Linked DNA regions of Homo sapiens: region 1 is linked to region 2. A link is an interaction called in ENCODE POLR2A ChIA-PET data of the cell type or tissue named here. Cell type or tissue: CD4-positive, alpha-beta T cell. All regions are shown on one strand. Each heading gives the region's core, and the rest is flanking DNA. Links, peaks and the distances in the headings are about the cores only. Region 1 overlaps ERN1 (endoplasmic reticulum to nucleus signaling 1). Region 2 overlaps ERN1 (endoplasmic reticulum to nucleus signaling 1).

The links. ChIA-PET counts read pairs that join two places held together with the same protein. Peaks named below come from ENCODE experiments on the same cell type or tissue, not always from the same donor. Only the 100,000 strongest peaks of a DNase experiment are listed, where the experiment ranks them.
Region 1: POLR2A ChIA-PET joins it to region 2 with 10 read pairs; 16 of 35 experiments call an interaction of 5 or more read pairs at or near these places.

Annotation. Positions count from the first base shown.
Region 1 is chr17:64,100,769-64,110,959 of GRCh38, forward strand. All of the region lies in intron 1 of ERN1 (endoplasmic reticulum to nucleus signaling 1), which reads right to left. Among named protein-coding and RNA genes, the nearest start is that of ERN1, 24 kb to the right of the region's middle. RefSeq lists an enhancer at 3,307-3,356. In CD4-positive, alpha-beta T cell, for the core only: no CTCF peak of the experiment used is centred there; DNase peaks (open chromatin) are centred at 3,173 and 5,993; H3K27ac peaks cover 937 bases.
Region 2 is chr17:64,048,022-64,057,047 of GRCh38, forward strand. ERN1 (endoplasmic reticulum to nucleus signaling 1) reads right to left here. Exons shown (of 22, transcript NM_001433.5): 13 at 7,654-7,927; 14 at 6,717-6,807; 15 at 6,229-6,418; 16 at 5,251-5,350; 17 at 4,759-4,958; 18 at 1,034-1,181. Among named protein-coding and RNA genes, the nearest start is that of ICAM2, 32 kb to the left of the region's middle. RefSeq lists enhancers at 7,236-7,979, 7,980-8,723, 8,512-8,631 and a silencer at 8,942-8,991. In CD4-positive, alpha-beta T cell, for the core only: no CTCF peak of the experiment used is centred there; a DNase peak (open chromatin) is centred at 3,340; H3K27ac peaks cover 3,095 bases.

The DNA.
Region 1 (10,191 bases), core at 1,268-9,267, 54 kb after region 2:
GAGACTCTGTCTCAATAAATAAATAAATAAATAAATAAAATGGAAATAAAACTTCAGAGAGCTCTGTGAATGTGTTTTCTGCCACATGGAAAAAGCTGAATGAGAAAGACACAGAAACAGAAAGCAGCCTGAGAAGAAACATGACTGAAAGGACTGGGAGAGCCCACCCTGGCTTCCACAGCTCCTCAGGCCCAGCTAAGTTCTTGCCCTTGGGCTCAGAGACCCTCCAGTCCTTACAATAAATTCCCCTCTTTGCTTAAGCCTGTTAGAATTAGGTTTCTGTCACTTGCAGCCCAAACAGTCCCCACCACACACCCAATGAGGAAAAATGCAGATAGAAAAAGGGAAAAAAAGGGCCAGGCGTGGTGACTCATGACTACATGTAATCCCAGCACTTTGGGAGGCCGAGGCAGGCAGATCACTTGAGGTCAGATGTTCGAGACCAGCCTGGCCAACATGGCGAAACCTCGTCTCTACTAAAAATACAAAAATTAGCCGGGCGTGGTGGTGGGTGCCTGTAATCCCAGCTACTAGAGACGCTGAGGCAGAAGAAATCACTTGAACCCAGGAGGTGGAGGTTGCAGTGAGCTGAGATCACGCCACTGTACGCCAGCCTGGGGGATAGAGCGAGGCTCTGTCTCCAAAAAAAAAAGAAAGGGAAAACAATACTGCAAAATTATAGCAATATTTCTTCTTTTCTCATTTTTTAAACTTCCAATAATATGATTTGCTAATCTGTAGATTAGCAAATTTTTCACAAAGTAGAAGTTTTCACAAAGTAGAAAGGAGATGGACAAGCTAGCAGGTAGGAGAGAAGCTTGAATTCGAAGGAGCTTCAGCAAGTGCCTAAGTTCCACATGAAGCACTTTCCACCTCAGGATAGTAGGCAAGTCAACCACCTTTGATCATTAATCTCCACCAAACAAGGGACCAGAGTTTAGAAACACAGGGGTCTCCCAATAAGAATGTATGCATCCAAGAATAAGAAGAGTTTGCTGTTATTAAAGCCTACAGTACAACCATAATGAACTAAGTGCCCCCAAGTATATCTTATCACAGTATTAATATTAAAAAGGGTTAATATTCACCAAAACATATCAGTGCTCCTTTGCTACTAGTGGAAGCACTAGTGGAAACAAAAGCCACCTGCCTTGTCTGAGCATCTTGGAAGCCACTGGAAGAGCAACATTCTACAATTGGTTTATGGATCAAAATAAAACACTAATCATGGCCGGGACCGGTGGCTCATGCCTGTAATCTCAGCACTTTGGGAGGCCGAGGTGGGTGGATCACCTGAGGTCAGAAGTTTGAGACCAGCCTAGTCAACATGGTGAAACCCCGTCTGTACTAAAAAAAAATACTAAAAAATCAGCCAGGCCTGGTGGCAGACACCTGCAATCCCAGCTACTTGGGAGGCTGAAGCAGGAGAATTGCTTGAACCCGGGAGGCAGAGGTTGCAGTGAGCTAAGATCATACCATTGCACTCCAGCCTAGGCAACAGAGCAAGACTCTGTCTCAAAAACAAAAACAACAACAACACTAATCACATGACTAATTTAGTCTTGGAAAAATCTCAAAAATACAAAGTTTAGAGAGAAGCTGAATTTGGCAACTGAGAATTCTGTCAATCACAATGTCTACAGAAATGCCACAAACTATTACAACTGGCAGGTTCTTCTCAAGGCTCTCAACTGTACCAAATCGAAACTCCTGGGAGCCACTCGGAACAGTGTTATTCTCTCATAAGGCAAACAAAAATGACAAATTTTCTGGCTTTTTCCCCTCTGGCATTTTTAAAAGCATGAACATGCCTGAGTTCAAATGTAGTTGCTATAGCTAACATGAATTAAACATGTTTCCAGATGCCTTGTGTGATACTGAGCACAGCTGAGAACTATTTGTACCTGAACACTGAAAAACGCTGCTTCACAAAGATGAACTTGTGCCTTGTCTTTGCCCAGCCATTTCAGTCCTCAGTGCTCACTTTTCTCTACAAGCAACATACCCTACGGCACACACACTGGTTTCCAGAGAGCCTGAAAATGGAAAGAAAATGTCGAGTCTGCAGATCTGTTTCAAGTTAACAACCATTTGAAATTTGATTCAGTTTTAAAACTAGTAGTTGGGAGGTTAAAAAAAAAAAGTGGAATATATACTCCTGGCTTTGATGGTGACTTGTAGGAAGTAACCAACAGTAACTGTGGAGGGTGGGAAGGGTAGTGGCAGGCATCTAGTCTAGCCTAAAACTAAACATCCATTAGCTAATTGGTCCCCACAGACATCAGACTCTGTCCAGCATGTGTCACTCAGTGGGCTTCAGCAGTATAAGGGTCCTCACTGCAGCCCTACTCAGCTGGACTGCAGCAAGTCTCCCTCCTATGAAAGCCAACACAAGACCAGCACTGGATCCTGATGTTCAATGTTCTGATCATAAAGCAATGTTACGGCTGGACGTGGTGACTCACACCTGTAATCCCAGCACCTTTGGGAGGCCGAGGTGGGCGGATCACTTGAGGTCAGGAATTCAAGACCAGCCTGGCCAACATGGTGAAACCCTGTCTCTACTAAAAACACAAAAATTAGCTGGATGTGGTGGCAGTCACCTGTAATCCCAGCTACTTGGGAGGCTGAGGCAGGAGAATCGCTTGAACCCAGGAGGCGGAGGCTGCAGTGAGCCGAGATCACGCCACTGCACTCCAGGCTGGGCAACAGAGTAAGACTCCATCTCAAAAAAAAAAAAAAAAAAGCAATGTTACACAAAATCCAGCAGCTTCCCCATTCATAAAATCCACCATTCACTCTGCATTTACTACAAAGATACAGAAGTGGCTATCAACTGCTTATGCAGAGATGATTGAAAGGTACATCACCAACAATTTAATCATTCCCTAATATTGTGAATTCAGCTAATTGTTAGGGCTCTTCCATTAATTAACTACTTATATATATTTCAGGTAAGAAAAAAATATTTTCTTAAATGCCTTCTGAAATAACTTCATTTAGAAAAAGTTTTCAGTAAAGAGAATTATGGACACAGGGGCAGACAGGTGTTCAAACAGCACAAAAACAAATGAAATGGCCTCTAACAAAAAACCACCAGTTTCTAAACTTGCATTTGGGACTGACTGGTCAGGCAGGGAGGCAAGCTCATCAGTGGCTAGAGAACAACCAGCAAAAAAACCACAGCTTCCTGGGCATGGTGACTCACGCCTGTAATTCCAATACTTTGGGAGGCCCAGGCAGGAGGATTGCTTGAACCCAGGAGTTTCAGGCCAGCCTGTGCAATATAGGGAGACCCCATCTTGACAAAAAAAAAAAAATTAATTTGCCAGGTGTTGTGGTTTATGTATGTAGTCCCAGCTACTCAGGAAGCCAAGGAGGGAGGATTGCTTGAGCCTGGGAAGCAAAGGTTGCAGTGAGCCAAGACAGTGCTACTGCACTCTAACCTGAGCAACAGAGCCAGACTCTGTCTCAAAATAAAACAAACAAATAAACAAACAAAAAACACAGGGCTTGATTTCAGCAGCCTTATCACTGAAGTTTTGGTTTGTTTCCACTTACCACTGCCTTGTTGCCCCCTGCAATGGTAAGTACAGCAGGGAAGACCCTGCAAGCTCCTCTGAGATTCAGAACGTGTGAAAGCTGAATGTTCCTTATCAGGGGTTTCAGAAATGTTGCTTTTGCCAAAAAAAAAAATGCAGCTTGTCAATTTCAGACATACATTTCAAGAACTGATTCCCAGGTTGACTACCTGATAACAAGGGTCAGGGCCAGGTGTGGTGGCTAATGCCTGTAATCCCAGCACTTTGGGAGGCCCAGGCAGGTGGATCACCTGAGGTCAGGAGTTCGAGAACAGCCTGGTCAACATAGTGAAACCCTGTCTCTACTAAAAATACAAAAATTAGCCAGGCGTGGTGGTGCACACCTGTAATCCCAGCCACCCAGGAGACTGAGTCAGGAGAATCGCTTGAATCCAGGAGGAAGGGGTTGCAGTGAGCCAAGATCGCACCACTGCACTCCAGCCTGGGTGACAGAGAGAGACTCCATCTCAAAAAAAAAGGGTCAGAAATAAGATCATTAAAATGGCACAGACTTTTCACCTCTAAGTCAATGGCAAGATACAGTGTCATGCACACGTGTTCCATACCCACAGTTTTCCAGTGATCTATACTTAACGAGGTTTATAATCTCTGCTCCATTTACAAAACTGGAGCATCTTATCCCTGCAAAAAAAAAGGCGTGTACACACACACACACACAGAAAACCTACGATTGTGAACAAGAGAGTCACACACTTCTCAGGTGGCATGTAAATGGATCAAGTCCAACCCAACTGTACATCCCTCTCTCTTTTTTCTTCTTTTTTCCTGAGATGAGGTCTTTGTCACCCAGGTGGGAGTGCAGTTGAGCGATCAGAGCTCACTGCAGCCTTGAGGCTCAAGCAATCCTCTCCCCTCAGTCTTCCAAGTAGCTGGGACTACAGGTGTGTGACACCAGCCTGGCCAATTTTTAAATTTTTTGTAGAGTCGGGAGTTTCACTACATTGACCAGTCTGGTCTTGAACTCCTGGCCTCATGCAATCCTTCCACCTCAGCCTCCTGAGTTGCTGAGATTACAGGCATAAGCTTAAAAATAATAATAATAAAAAAAAGACTTCAAATAAAAATCTTTTCTATGAATCTTCTTCCCATCACACCTCCACTCCAACAGACCAGAAGTTTATATAATCATCTGGCTAATAATAAAAATTTGTTTTAGGAATATCACACCAATGTCTAGAATTTGTTCAGAGGCTGGTTTTTTCTCTGTGTGTGTGTGTTTTTGTTTGTTTTGCTAATAGTCCTCTGTGTTCATTGGATTACTGTTATATTGCATAATCCCAACTTTAGTTTTATTTATTTAAGGTTAAGAAAACAGCCGGGCACAGTGGCTCACGCCTGTAATCCCAGCATTTTGGGAGGCCAAGGTGGGCAGATCACCTGAGATCAGGAGTTCGAGACCAGCCTGGCCAACGTGGTGAAACCCTGTCTCTACTAAAAATACAAAAATTAGCCAGGCATGGTGTAATCCCAGCTACTTGGGAAGCTGAGGCAGGAGAATCGATTGAACCTGGGAGGCGGAGGTTGCAGTGAGCCGAGATGGTGCCGTTGCACTCCAGTCCAGCCTAGGCGACAAGAGCAAAACTCCAACTCAAAAAAAAAAAAAAGAAAGAAAACCATTCCTCCAAACTAAAAATACTTACATAATTTGAGCAAGGACAATAGAATATCATACAATACCATGTGTACCTCAGTTCCTGGAACCCGCAACCTGCCAACAACAGCCAGGCTGCCTTTTGCAGTGCAGGGTTCCTTGCCAGGACTCAAATCTACTGGATGGTTGGCACAGAGGTAAAGCAATAAATTGGCGTTAAGGGTTCCTTTTAGTTGGCTACTGAATACATATTACAGTATTAAAGGTAAGACTTGAAACAAGTTATGCAAGTGAGAGAAGGATTATATAAGAAAGATTTCCAAGATATTTTGTTTTACTGCCCAGTTAGGACATATGAAATCTTGAGAACAATTAAAAGTGCATGTTGCTAAATGTAGAATAATGATTTCAAGTGGATTAGAATGTGCTAAGGAATTAGAGCTTATAATTATTAACCTTGGCAATCATGCTTGGAGGTGGGAAGGGCATGCCACACAGGGGAATGTGCCTATGCCAAAGCACCTATCAAAAAAAGCAAGATAAGGCTGATCCACCACACATGTGGATGTGGTGAGGGGTGCTGTCTAGATGGATAAGAAAGTAGGGGTTAATAATGAGTAATGGCAAATAGACTGGATTATTCTGCTGGCTATAACCGGCTGAAAGCCACAGGATGGATCAGCTGATTTTAAGAAATACCAGTAAGACACTTTCTGGCATGCCATAACAGGACACCAGTCCTACAGGGTTTCTTACACACACACACACACACACACACACACACACACACACACACACACACAAGCTCGCTGTCTCTTTCTCTCATAGGACACCAGTCCTACAGGGTTTCTTATACACACACACAAGCTCTCTCTCACTCAACCTGTGCAGTAACATCAAAACAACAGGAAGAAGTACCTCAAAATGGTATTCTATAACACAGACCCTTGAAAGGCACTAAAGGATATTCAAAACAAGGACATCTGTGTCTACAATTCTTCTACTTGCAGCAATATTATCTGTCTCAGACTATAAACTCAAAGCCTGGGCATTTGTGATTCTCTGCTTTATAAAGGCAGCCAGCAGAGTACCGCTTTCTAATACCATTTCATCACATAGTAGGAGACTGTCCGATCATGGCCAAAAAGACATCAAAAATTCACCAAAGCAGTAGAACACTGAAATCAGTGCCCAGTAAGTGCAAAGGTCCATGACATAAAACTCTCTCAATGATTAAAGCAAGCCCTCAGAGTAAAAGCCTCACAATGATCAGGAGGGGCTCAACTCTCCGCTCACAAAGGACTATCTTTGAAGTTATGTTAAGTAAAGACTTAATTAAGACAGATACAAAAAAAATTTGTTTTGTTTTGTTTCTTTGAGACAGGGTCTTGCTCTGTCACCCAGGCTGGAGTACAGCAGCACAAATCATGGCTCACTGCAGCCTCGACCTCCTGGGCTCAAGCGATTCTCCCACCTCAGCCTCCCGAGTAGCTGCGACTACAAGCATGCACCACTATGCCTGGCTTTTTATTTCATTTTTTGTAGAGATGGGGTCCTACTATGTTGCCCAGGCTGGTGTTGAACTCCTGGGCTCAAGCAATCTTCCCGCCTCACCTCTCAAAGTGCTGGGATTACAGGCTTGAGCGGCTGGCCTACAAAACAGATTTTTATTCAAATCAAACCCTGTTCCCTGACCCTCATCTCATTTACACATACTGCAGCAAAGTACTTATACCCAAATATGGAGATTTCTATACAGCCACCTGAACAGTGAGTAACAAATATTTCACTACTTTTAGTCTCCTGTCTGTGGAAGAACATTCAGAACTGAATTAAAACATCAGCCATAGACACAAACAAAAGTCTTACTGTTTTAAAGATTTCAGTCCACCAGTAAATCATTCCAAATTCTGTTATACTTCGTTTACCTGTGTGTAGGTCAGCAATAATCCATCAACCATACAGTTCCTTCTAACCAGTCTATCGGCTGTTATGTTTCCTGATATTAAGTCAATAAAGGCAACCATGACATTTGCTTTGGATGGGAGTCAAGTGTCTAGCTGGGATGCAGAAAAGGCCAAGGCCTAACTGAACAGCACTGTGTGGTTTCCAAACTAAGCAGCTGAGAGAGTTAAACTTTCAGTGTTTGTGGCAAGTCTGCCGTATGGTGTAATTAACCACCACCCAAGACAGTTAGGACTCTTCTTCAGTTTAGGCTACTGTCCTCCTTTAATAGATCTGATTAAAAAAAAAAAAAAGTACCTCATAAATCCACTGTATTCCTGAATGCAAAGGTATGCTAATTTCATAATAGGTGAATACAGTTCCCCCCAAACTGGTTTTGGGGCCTGGGCTGAGTGTCTGAGTTCAACCATTTGCAGTTCTGTTTATGTTCATGGTTGCTCTGCCATCAACTTACATTGCCATCATTGGAAGAAGAAACATATCTGGACATGAATGGTGCTACATGAAATCGTTTTCCCTGACGTGGTTAGGAAAACAAGCCCTTTTTCTTAGGGTGGTATCAAATCCCTAAGGTCCCTCAGGATACCTGGGGAGCTAAGCCAAATCCCACACTTTAGGAAAACTGAAACCCAAGGTTACATGCTCATTTAGTGGCTGAGCTTTAGAATGCAGGTGTCACTACTCTATTTTGTTGTCTTTGCTAAAGGGAAACAGCATCAACTGATATCTAGTAACAACCAAGAAACGTATCAGGCTAATTTACTTTAATGGAGAAACATCCTAAACAAACTAAACTAATACAGGCCTGACAGACTATAAATTTGTATGTGCACCATTGGCCTTACAAAAAGTCAAATTTTATCCATTTGAGTATGTCTACTCATATGCAGTTAAACCTACTATTAAGAAGTCCTGGCCGGGTGCAGTAGCTCATGCCTGTAATCCCAGCACTTTGGGAGGCCAACGCAGGTGGATCACCTGAGGTCAGGAGTTCGCGACCAGCCTGGTCAACATGGGGAAACCCCGTCTCTACTAAAAACACAAAAAATTAGCTGGGCGTGGTGGCGGGCACCTGTAATCCCAATTACTTGGGAGGCTGAGGCAGAAGAATCACTTGAACCCAGGAGGCAGAGGTTGCAGTGAGCTGAGATCGCACCATTGCACTCCAGCCTGGGTGACAAGAGGGAAACTCCATCTCAAAAAAAATAGAAAAAAAAAAGAAGTCCTCACGTAGAAACCCCAAGGGAAAAAAATTTAATTACATACCAAGTTTTTCAGTCCTGGTAACAGCAACTAATCTGAAACTGTCAATTTTGCTCTTCATATTTAGTTAGGAATTTCTTGCAGGGGACAGTAGAGGAGTAGACAGGAGAGTCAAGTAGAAAGTGGAAAAATACTCTAGTTAAATTAAAATTACCTACAAACAACTGTATTTATGACATAATTGCTACCTACACTGGCCAGATGTTGCCAAACTTTAGGCTAGAAAAGAAGTACTATGAAATACACCCCGAGTTGAGATATCTGGCTTGACTGACTTCTGCCAGCCAGGACCCCCATTGTTTGAAGTTGATTTGAGGATCACACACTTCTCTACCGGCCCAGGCCACCATACCACCTTCCTCTCTCCAATTAGCTGGATAATCCTTTAAGTCCATGCGGTTCCACACAATGCAGATCAACCAGTAGGGACTGTTTACTGCTTCTGGGATGTGTAATTTTTGAGATGAAAAGGACCGAAGAGATTACCTTACCCAACCCTCTCATTTCACAGGAAAAGAAATCAAGGCTCAGAGAGGTGAAGTGACTTGCCCAGGGCACCACAGACAGTTAACCATAGACACAGGACTGGAACCAAGGTCTCCGCCTCCCCGTCTAGCCCTTTTGCCCACTATGCCACACTATAATTTCACTACTTTAAATCACGGTTCACTGAGAGCCAAAGCCTAAATTACTTCAGGCCTGAAGCTCCCCCTTTGAATCCTGCTGGGGTAGATGAAGATCAGCACTCCACTTTGATATGAGGGTTGGATCTTTTGGATGAGACCAAAATGTAATTTTTAGAGTCTCTATAGAAACCCAATATACCAAATGGCACTGCAAATTATACAGGGAGGGGTCTTTAAAAAATGTTCAGCATGAAAATTCCTGAGATCTCACTGTACATCTAAGTGGGTGGGAATGGGAATAACACAACAAAAGGTCAAAGGTCTCAGCTTTAACCACCATAAAAAAATTCCTACAATACACACTTACCCAAACCAGTCTTTTTAAAAAAAGTTTGTTTTTATTTTTTACACTGACATATAAAAATTATATATACTTACGGTGTACAACATGATGTTCTGACGTATGTATACATTGTGGAATGGCTACATCAAGCTAATTAACATATCCATTACCTTACATACTTATCATTTTTTTGTGGTGAGAACATTTCAAATCTACTCTCTTAGCCATTTTCAAGTATATAATATGTTGTTATTAACTATAGTCACCATGTTATATAATAGATCTCCTGAACAGCCCAGTTCTAATGGTTTTAAAAAATGTCCTTTGATGAAGACGATGATAATGTAGCCACTGCCAATTCCTTTGATGAAGCCAACATTCTTTTAATGTCAGTGCCAAGGAAACGCGCATTACTGATCAGCACAGGACAACTCCTTTGAACTGTAAGGCCCATTTTAATGACCAAGCATAAACTGATGGGCCCCACACAGTAAGCTATGGCTGCTTCACTTGGTAGCAATAAGATGCTCACACAAAAGAAAGCCTATTCTGATACTGACTTTTTCATGTCAATATTACATCAGATTTCTGTAATTTCAGCATAGGTTTTCTATTATCTAGGCTTCTCTGAGAAGCGATCTTTATGCAGCCTCACACGTTTGAATAGAGATTGGAAAGCACAAGAAACTGCTGGGAAGACTGTGCTGGCACAACCAAACCTTCCGAGTTGAGGCTCGAAAACAGGACTCAGAAAAAGGGGCAAAGCATGAGGAACCGGCCAAGAGCGAACAACGTTGCTTT
Region 2 (9,026 bases), core at 1-8,000:
GTCCAAAGCCACAGTGAAATACCAAAAACTTTAAAAAGCTGCACACCCTCTCATTTATGATTCTATTTACAGGAATTTATTCCAATAAAATAATTAGGAACAGACACAAAACCTCAGCCAAAGAGGTGAGTCCTCACTGCATGGTTTGTGAAGGAAGTGACTGTAAACATCCAGTATCAGAGGCCCAAGTGGATACACTACGGTGCCTCCCTACGCTGGGCCATGAGCTGTTAAAGTGCGGCTGTGACTAAATATGGATTGACGTGGAGAGAGATTCAAGGTGACGCTGAAAAACGTGCATGCTGCAAAACAGTATGCAGGATTTAACTGTATTTTTATAAAATATGCAATCACGTCTAGATAAATGACTGGAATAACGTATATGCAAAGGTATCAATAGCCATCATTCATCCCTGTATAATGGGAATATATGGGCCTTTATGCTAATCTGTGTTTTCTATAATAAGAAAAATTAAGCATAAACAAAACAATAATTTAGTTGTAATTTTTTCAAAAGGCAGCACTGGAGTGTCATGGGCCAATTACCACCCAGGAAAACCTGAAGTCTGGAAGAAAGACTTGTTGCACCCATACCAGGAGACCAGGAGGGTGAGGATAAAGCTTGTCTGTCCCCAGCCCAGCACAGACTGCACCTACTGACCACTCGCCATCCCAAGAGAGAAGACAATTTGTCTTCCCAAATGCCAGTGCAGGAAGGGACCTCTGATTATTCAACCCTCATGTCACCAGGTAGAAAAAGAAGGTCTCCAAAGGGGGCTTTGCCTAGGTCACACAAGTAGTTGGTGACCTGGAGGAACCTTGGAGCATCTCAGCTTTAGAAGGTGGCGCCCCAGAGATAACCCTACCAACCCTCTACCAGATTTGGCACAAGTCTGGAGGTCCTGAGGCCTGCGGGGTGAGCAGCTGGGGCACCACGGCCTCTGTGAGTGCAAAGGTGGCACCAGCCCAGCTCTGCAGGGCCACCTGAGGCAGCTGAGGAGCTGCTCCCAACCCCAACCCCTGGACCGCTCACCGTGCTTCTCTGGGTGCAAGCAGTCAAGGCTGCAGGCACCCAGGAGGATGTTGGCCTGCCGCTGCAGGGACTTGCCAAAAGGGTGGCTGCCCTCAGAGATTACGTAGTAAAAGACGCAGCCTGCAGAAAAGATGTCCACCGTGTAGGTCTGAAAAGAGACATGAGGCGTGAGAGGTCTGGGAGCAGAGTTTTCATCCTCACTCACAGTCAGGGAGGGAGGAGCATTGCTGCTGCTTCTGCCACCTAGAAGGTGTCCTGGGAGAATCAGCTGACATATGTGAGCTGCACAGAGCAGCGAGGGCTAACCTGCAGCACTGCATGGGTGTCAGAGGTCCCAGTGGAGAACCTGGGCTTGGAGCCACCTGGAAGCCCCTGGTTCCCTCTCATGTGAGATGAGGACACTGACAGCATGGGGCTGTTGTCAAAAGAGATGCATTAATATGCAAAAATGGTTGCTTACGACAGTGCTTGGCCCATCAAAAGCCCTCCTGGCTGTTATATATTCCTTACCCCCAACACGAAAGTGCTCACAGACAGGGTCTCTGTGTCGTTGCTTCCCTGCTGTACCCCCAGGGCCCAGAATGGTGCCTGCACACAGTAGGTATCAAAATTGCTAATAAGTGAATAAAACAGCTTATGATTCAAAAACAGCCCTAGAAAGAAACTATCTGACAAGTTACCAAGGAGGTCATGTTTGATGTTAATCCGAGAAAGCCTCTCACTTATCCCATGAAACCATTCTGTGTCTACAGAATAGCTTCCTTCGAGGGAAATGTACGTTTGTGTTTTTTAGCTCATGCTACCTGGGGTGTAATACCAAGGTGGTTCCTGAGCACAGCTTGGGTCCCTGTTAGTAGGCCCTGCCTCTGAGATTCTCCACCAGGTGAAGTGAGGGTCTAGTGTGAGGAAGCAGGGGCTCATCACCTCCCATGCTGGAGGAGACACACCTTGAACAACACAGCACTCTCATTCAGCCTCACAACAACCTTGTGAGGCGAGCAGAGCAAATGCTTTCATCCCCAGATGAGAACGTGGACAGAAAGGTTGCATGACAAGCTCAGGGTCACTGCTGGATGTGATAAACCAGGATGGGACTCAGGTCTTCCAATCTCCAAACCTACCATGCTTTATTCTACCTCACTGGATTTTCCCTTAGGAAGGTGCTGGATTCGGGACAGGAGGAACATGGCCACCACAGCTGGAGCTCGCCCCTGACTCCCAGAGCTCTCTGGGTCTTTCACGCCCCCCACACTCTCTGCAGCCTGCTGTCCCCAGCACAGACAACACTAAGGTGAAGAGGCATCTTTCCTACCTGCCTGGCCCCAATTATGTTCTTTCCCAAACTTATTATTGCCACTTGTCCTTGTAATTTGGATATTCCATAAGCTGTTAAACATGAGTGCCACGAAGTCTGAGGTAAGCTGAATCTTTAGAAAGACTCGATAAAGGAAAGGGAATGGTTACAAGAGCTGCTGCGGCATTTGGTGTGGTGGATTCAACCGTAAGGGACTGGGTCATGAAGCGTTAAAAACCAGGCTTCTGCTCTCAAATCGCTTAGGAAGTGTTTGAAGTGTCCAAGCCTCCATGCAGAAGTCACAGAAGTGGTACAGAAGTGTGCTTAATGCAAGGGGGAAAATGAGGACTCCAGTCAGTCAGACCCAAATCTGAAAAGACCTTAGCCTACAGCACAAGATTTCTATGACTTAAGGGCTAATATTACTTGCTTTAAGTTAAAATTAAGTGTTACGGCGTGCGTGCGTGTTTTTATGATTCTTCGCTGTAACTGACTTCTTTGATGATCTGACCAGCTGCTGGTCCCCAGTGAGCTGGATAAGAGGCAGCCATATCTAATCCACTCAAGATGACTGACCCACCCAGGTCTCCATCGGGGAGTGTCCAAGGTGAGCCTCGGCGACTTGTGCTAGAATAAGGTGCTCAAGTGTGAGTGCGCTCCCAGCAAATGGATGCAGAAGCCAGCTTGAAGGGGTTTCCAGGTTGGCCAAATTTGGAACAATTTGTGTATCAAAAGAAGTAAATAACAAAAAAAGGACTAAAATGGATTATAACATTAGTTTCAAAATCCTTGAGCCCATAGCGATTAAGAAAAAAAAAAAAGAGAGAGAGAAGAAAGTGAAAAGAAAGCTCTGCTTTACAGAAAAATGTCAGCTAACAATGTAGAAGAATTTCTACTCAACTGAGTACTTCAGGCAAGGGTGATCAACACATGCTAAACCACTGGGTGAGTGACTGTCAGTAAACAGGATATTCACATTGTGCTGAAGTATCACCCCAAATACTAACAAGAGAGGAGGAAATGAACCCTTATGGTAGAGAGATCAGCTGTAGCATCACTAAGAGGAGGTGATAATAATCTTACAGATACAATCTGCCATCACATGCTTTCTGATGTAGAGACCTGCCAAAAACATTCGTGCCAAAAACATTTAACTTGAACCTAATCAAGCCTCTCCACCTAACTTCTGGTTTCCAGGAAATACAAGGAATACAGAGAAATGTTCAACGCTGTCATGAGGAAAAAAGCAAACAAACCAGAATGGGGCATCCTATAACCCACTGCCTGGACTCTTCAAAATGGAACTTCAACATGGAACAAAATATAGGTGGAAAGATTTGTAAATTCCAAGAGACAGAATCAAATGTAACGCAAGACACCTGATTCCATCCTGGTATATAAAACCCAGTAGGTATCAAAACCCAGTAGGTAGCAAAATACCAACTCTATAAAAGACATTTGGGGACTAATTGGGGAAATTTGAATATGGATTGAATATGAGATGATGGATAGAAACAGTATTAACTGTTGAGGTGGGATAATGGTATTGTGGTTGGAAACACAATGTATTCCTTAGGAGACACGTGCTGAGGTCTTCAGGGATGAAGGGCCAGGATGCCTGCTACTTATATTCAAATGGTTCAGTAATAGGTAAAGATAAAGCAAATGTGGCAAAAGTATTAACAAATGTTGAATCTAGGTGGAGATACACAGGTATTCATGTTAACATTCTTTCAGCCAGATGCTGTGGCTCATGTCTGCAATCCCAGCACTTTGGGAGGCTAAGCCTGAGCCCAGGAGTTCAAGACCAGCCTGGGCAAAATAGCGAGATCGCACTTCTAAAAAATTTTTTTCTTTTAATTTTCTCTATGTCTAAAAATTATCAAAATAAGTTGAGAAAACAAAAACAAAATTTTAAAAATAATGAAAACTTGAAGTTTGCTCACGCTAAGCAAGCCCTGACTTCCCAGTTTACCAAAATTAAAAAGGGGTTAAAAAGTGATTGATTTAGCTGGGTGTGGTGGCAGGTACCTGTAATCCTAGCTACTCAGGAGGCTGAAGCAGGAGAATCGCTTGAACCTGGGAGGTGGAGATTGCAGTGAGCTGAGATCATGCCACTACACTCCAGCCTGGGTGACAGTAAGACTCTGTCACACAAAAAAAACAAAAAAACAGCCAACCAACCAAACAAAAAAAAAAAACAAGTGATTGGAAGAATAGGGAAAAAAAATAGATAATTGCCCACATTTGCCCCTTTAATCAGCTGAACATGAGATGACACAGAATGTTCACACAGAAGCTCTTGGTGAAAGGAATGCCATTCTCCAGCTACACGGGCACCAGCCCCCAAACCTGGAATTTAAAGGTTCTACTCCTGAAGATACAATGGGCTGGTTCTGTAGTTTTCAAAGGGCCATAGCCTATTACTCACAGGGTTCTCCTTACAGTCTTCGCTCAGCATCTCTGGAGCGATCCAGCCTTCTGTGCCAGGCACCCCAGATCGGCGGCTGAAACTGTGTCTGCCCACTGCCAGCTTCTTGCAGAGGCCAAAGTCGGAGATCATGGCCTTGATCTTGCCGTGTGCATTGGGCATGGATATGAGGATGTTGTGTGGCTTTAGGTCTCTGTGAACTAACAGAGAACTCCAGATTAGTCCAATGCTTACCAGGAGCAACCCCAGGCCTCCTCCAATGGGGAATGTGTCCTCGTCAGACTCCCAATATGCCTGCCGCCACCTCCAAATGTTCTGATTTTCAACTATGTCGGATTCCTCCTCAAATTCTTACACCACTCATCTTTGCTACTGGTGATATAGCCAAGAGCTTGAACAGAAGCAAGGCCCACCCGAGCTACTGGTTAGCCCCACCTGGGCCACTGATTCTCCCCACCCGGGCCGCTGGCCTGGTAAAGTGCAGCCTCTCACCGATGTTGAGGGAGTGGAGGTGGGCCAGGCCCGAGGTGGTCTGCTGCAGCAAGGTGATGGGCTCCAGGCCGAGATGCGCAAAGTCCTTCTGCTCCACATACTGCAAAAGACATGACAGCAAGGTCACGGCACACAGTCCTCAGGACTTGGCCCCTCGGCTCACTTTCTTTGATACCATTTTAAGAAAGAAATGGCAAGTTTTACTGACAACATTCTGTCTAAATCCATGTTTTCCAGCAAGGAGCAAACCTCCAAATCTACTAATTTACAATGAGAAAGATAAGAAGGCAAGAAACTCAAGTTCATTGCCTCATATAAGTAAACCTACAAAGGAATCCAAATGATACTGATATGGTTTCAAAGTGAGCCTGGAAAATGAGCAAAAGGAGCTTGCTGGATGATCTTAAAGCCTGGAGTTACCAACTGGCATCCTCCAAGCCCACACCAGCCATGACTGAAGAGGGAAAGAACAACTGTCCAGGTTTCCTGGAGGCAAAGAGGGAGAGACATGCCAACTGCAAGCAGACTGCCCAGGCATGCTGGGGGGACCACCCTGTTACAACCAGAGGGATAAAAATGCTCCACATTTTGACTGTGTATGTGGTTAAATGGGTATAGACATTTGTCAAAATTCATCAAGCTATTACATTTAAAATTAGTACAATTCACTGTAACTTTTTTTTAATTTGACGGGGTCTCACTCTGTTGTCCAGGCTGGAGTGCAGTGGCACAATCACTGCTTACTGCAGCCTTGATCTCCCAGGCTCAAGCAATCTTCCCACCTCAGCCTCCCAAGTAGCTGGGGCTACAGGAACACATCGCTAGGCCTGGCTAATTTTTGGTTTCTTTGTAGAGATGGGGTTTCACCATGTTGTCCAGGCTGGTCTCAAACTCCTGAGCTCACGTGATCTGCTCACTTTGGCCTCCCAAAGTGCTATGACTTTAATAAAGTTAACAAAATAAAAAAAATAAATCCACCTCTTGCAGGGTGGCTGCACACAGCTCGATGGCAATGTACTGGAATTGCCGGTCCTTCTCCGTGCAGAAGTAGCGGATCACGTTCGGGTGCTCATCCGATTCTCGCAACAGCTGGACCTCACGGTCTGCGAAGCTAAAACACTCGGGGAGGATCCTCTTCACGGCCACGTCGCGGTTGTCAAACATGCCCCTGCGGGATGAGGAGTGGGAGTTGTGTCTGGGAAGCACGAGTCAGGCTGTGTAAATGAGGTGAGAACCTGGGTCCACAGCATTCACCTACTGCCTCCCAGCCTAGAGAGCCCCGCCTGACTGCCTGGTGGCCCCGGAATCATCGCTTGTCTCAGTGTGCAAGCTCCCTGGAGGCCGGACTCCATGCGTCTAGGTCACTGCTTTGACCCTGCTGTGCTCTGAGCCTGGCACCAGGCTCGCAACCTGACAGGCACTTAGACACCAGGCGGTGAGGGCAGGGGGCTGGCTAATCCACTCACCGGTACACAATTGTGCCCTCAGCTCCATGGCCCAGGACATCCTTGGGACAGAAGGAAATTTTCCCAACTATCACCACGCTGGTTTCCTCATCTGGGACAAAATAGGAAAAAGAGATTGTTTCAAACAGATATCACCTAAAGAACCTTGAGGTTAACATAGTGACAAGCTTCCTGACCTCAGATTAAAAGATGGGATTTAAGAGGCACTGCACCCCAGACTGCTGCTCAGCAAGAGCCTGCCAGGCCCACTCCCCATGTACACCCAGGACTGCCTCTTCCCCCTGCCCCTGCATTCTGTCTCCGCCTTTACCTTATTGTGCGATTGCATATCTTAAAACCTTCTGGAAGGCAGGGATTCTCCATAGCGTTTCACACACTTATACATATTCATTGTGATATAGTTAGAATGGTTTAATAGTTAACAACCACCACAAAGTCCACTGTAAAGATCCGCACTGAAGCATTCAGGTGGCGGCAATGGACATGTAAAACGAGGAGACTCCTTGGGACAGAGGGCTCTGAGTTCCCTGCACCAGCTCTGTGCCAGTTCCCTCAGAATTGGGGCTCTGACAACTGGCTTGAGCCAACTTCCACAGAGGAAAGCAGACCAACTGTGACACTTCCACACTTGGCCACCGGCTGGCCCTGGGAACTCTCTTCAGCCCAATGGGCAGCTCACCTCTGGTCAGCCGCGACGCCCAGCCCTTGTGGAGAAAGACAGGAGGATGGCCAGGGTGGTTCCCAGAAGGCCCTCTGAAGGGGAGATGCCAAGGGATGGGGCAGAAGCCTTCCCACAGAGACCCCCAGAGTGGAAGTTAGAGGAGAACACAGTGAACCCCTGAGAATGGTAGTTTACAATCTTATGGAGACTCCTTGGACTTCTCAGGAGGTGCTCGAATAAAACATAAAATAGCACCAAGATGGCAACTGGCTTTACCTCCATCGTCTTGTTCCAGGGAGGGGCTGCTGCCAGCCTTGGAGGCAGAGCTGCCGGAGCAGAGCGAGTGGTTGGAGGCCCTGGGGGACGTGCTGGGGCTGCTGGTGCCCGAGCTCTCTGAGTACGGGCCAGACGTGTCCAGGAGCTCGCCGTCCTGAGCCGTGTCTCCAGGTGGGTGGAAGGGCAGCTGCTGCTGCTGCTGCTGCAGGAGCTGGATCTTCTCCAGTTCCTTCTGGAACTGCTGGTGCTGGAGCTGCTGCTGCTGATGCATGCTCTGGGAAGAGAAACCCACATCCAGACAAGGGCAGCTGTTCCCACAGGGAAACAAGCAGCTGGGAAGGGACAGGTCCCAGTGGCGGAGGGAGCATGTGTACTTTATGTGACCCAACAGGGCACAAAGAGACCAGTGAGAAGGCACCTGGAAGCAGAATTGCTTCGATGACTGGACGTCTTTCCACCGACTAGTTAGATCCTTGCTCATACAGCCCACTCCCCAACCCTAGGAGGGGCTGGATGGCCACCAGGGGAGGGACTGTGCCCTAGGTTGAGGGCTGTGCCAGTTTCATTCAGTTCTAAAATTCTGTGATTTTCATGAAAGTCTGAGAGTTGTTGCAAAGGTGAAACCAAACAGGAAGCACAGGTAGCATGGCTGAGCCAGTGGTGGGTGAGAGCAAGCCCCAGGTTCGCCACCCACCGTGTCTGTGTGTTGGCTAGAGGCTAGCGCACAGACACTCAGTAATCCAGAGGGGCAGGTGAGGAAGCTCTAGTATTCTAGGTATGCAGAGTACATCTGCATACACATAGCCAGGAGGTGGCAGTGGGGCTGACACATGGTGAGCCTGGCTGAGGTCCTGCTTCCGCCTTTCATCCCACTGCCTTCCCCGAGGCCACATGCCTCTCAAATACTCTGAAGGATTCATTCTGTCATTATCTGAAGTAGCAGCGATCTGTGATCATCCCTACCCATGTGCAGGAGGTGGACTGAAGGGACTTCTGTGAGCCACCAACCCACCAGGGAGTCGTCTCTTCTTCTCTCCACCATGGGGTGGAGTCCTAGAAATGCCGTCTACTAGCTGGGTACCCGTGGGGAAAGTTACTTAGCTTCTCAGGGTCTACTTCCTTCTTTTGTGGACAAGGGATCAATAATAATGACCTCATAGGACTGAGTGAGGTGAAAAGTGAAACTATCAGGTGCAGACGTGCCAGTGGGGAGTGCCATAAAGAGTCTGTCATTCCCATTCCTGGGCGGGTCATTAGCTTCCTGAGCTCTCAGGTAACAGCATCTCGATGCTCTGAGCAACCTGCTGAAGGACCATGCCCCTCACATATTTCATCCCACCCATGGCCTGTTCTGCTACAGAACTTGCTCATTT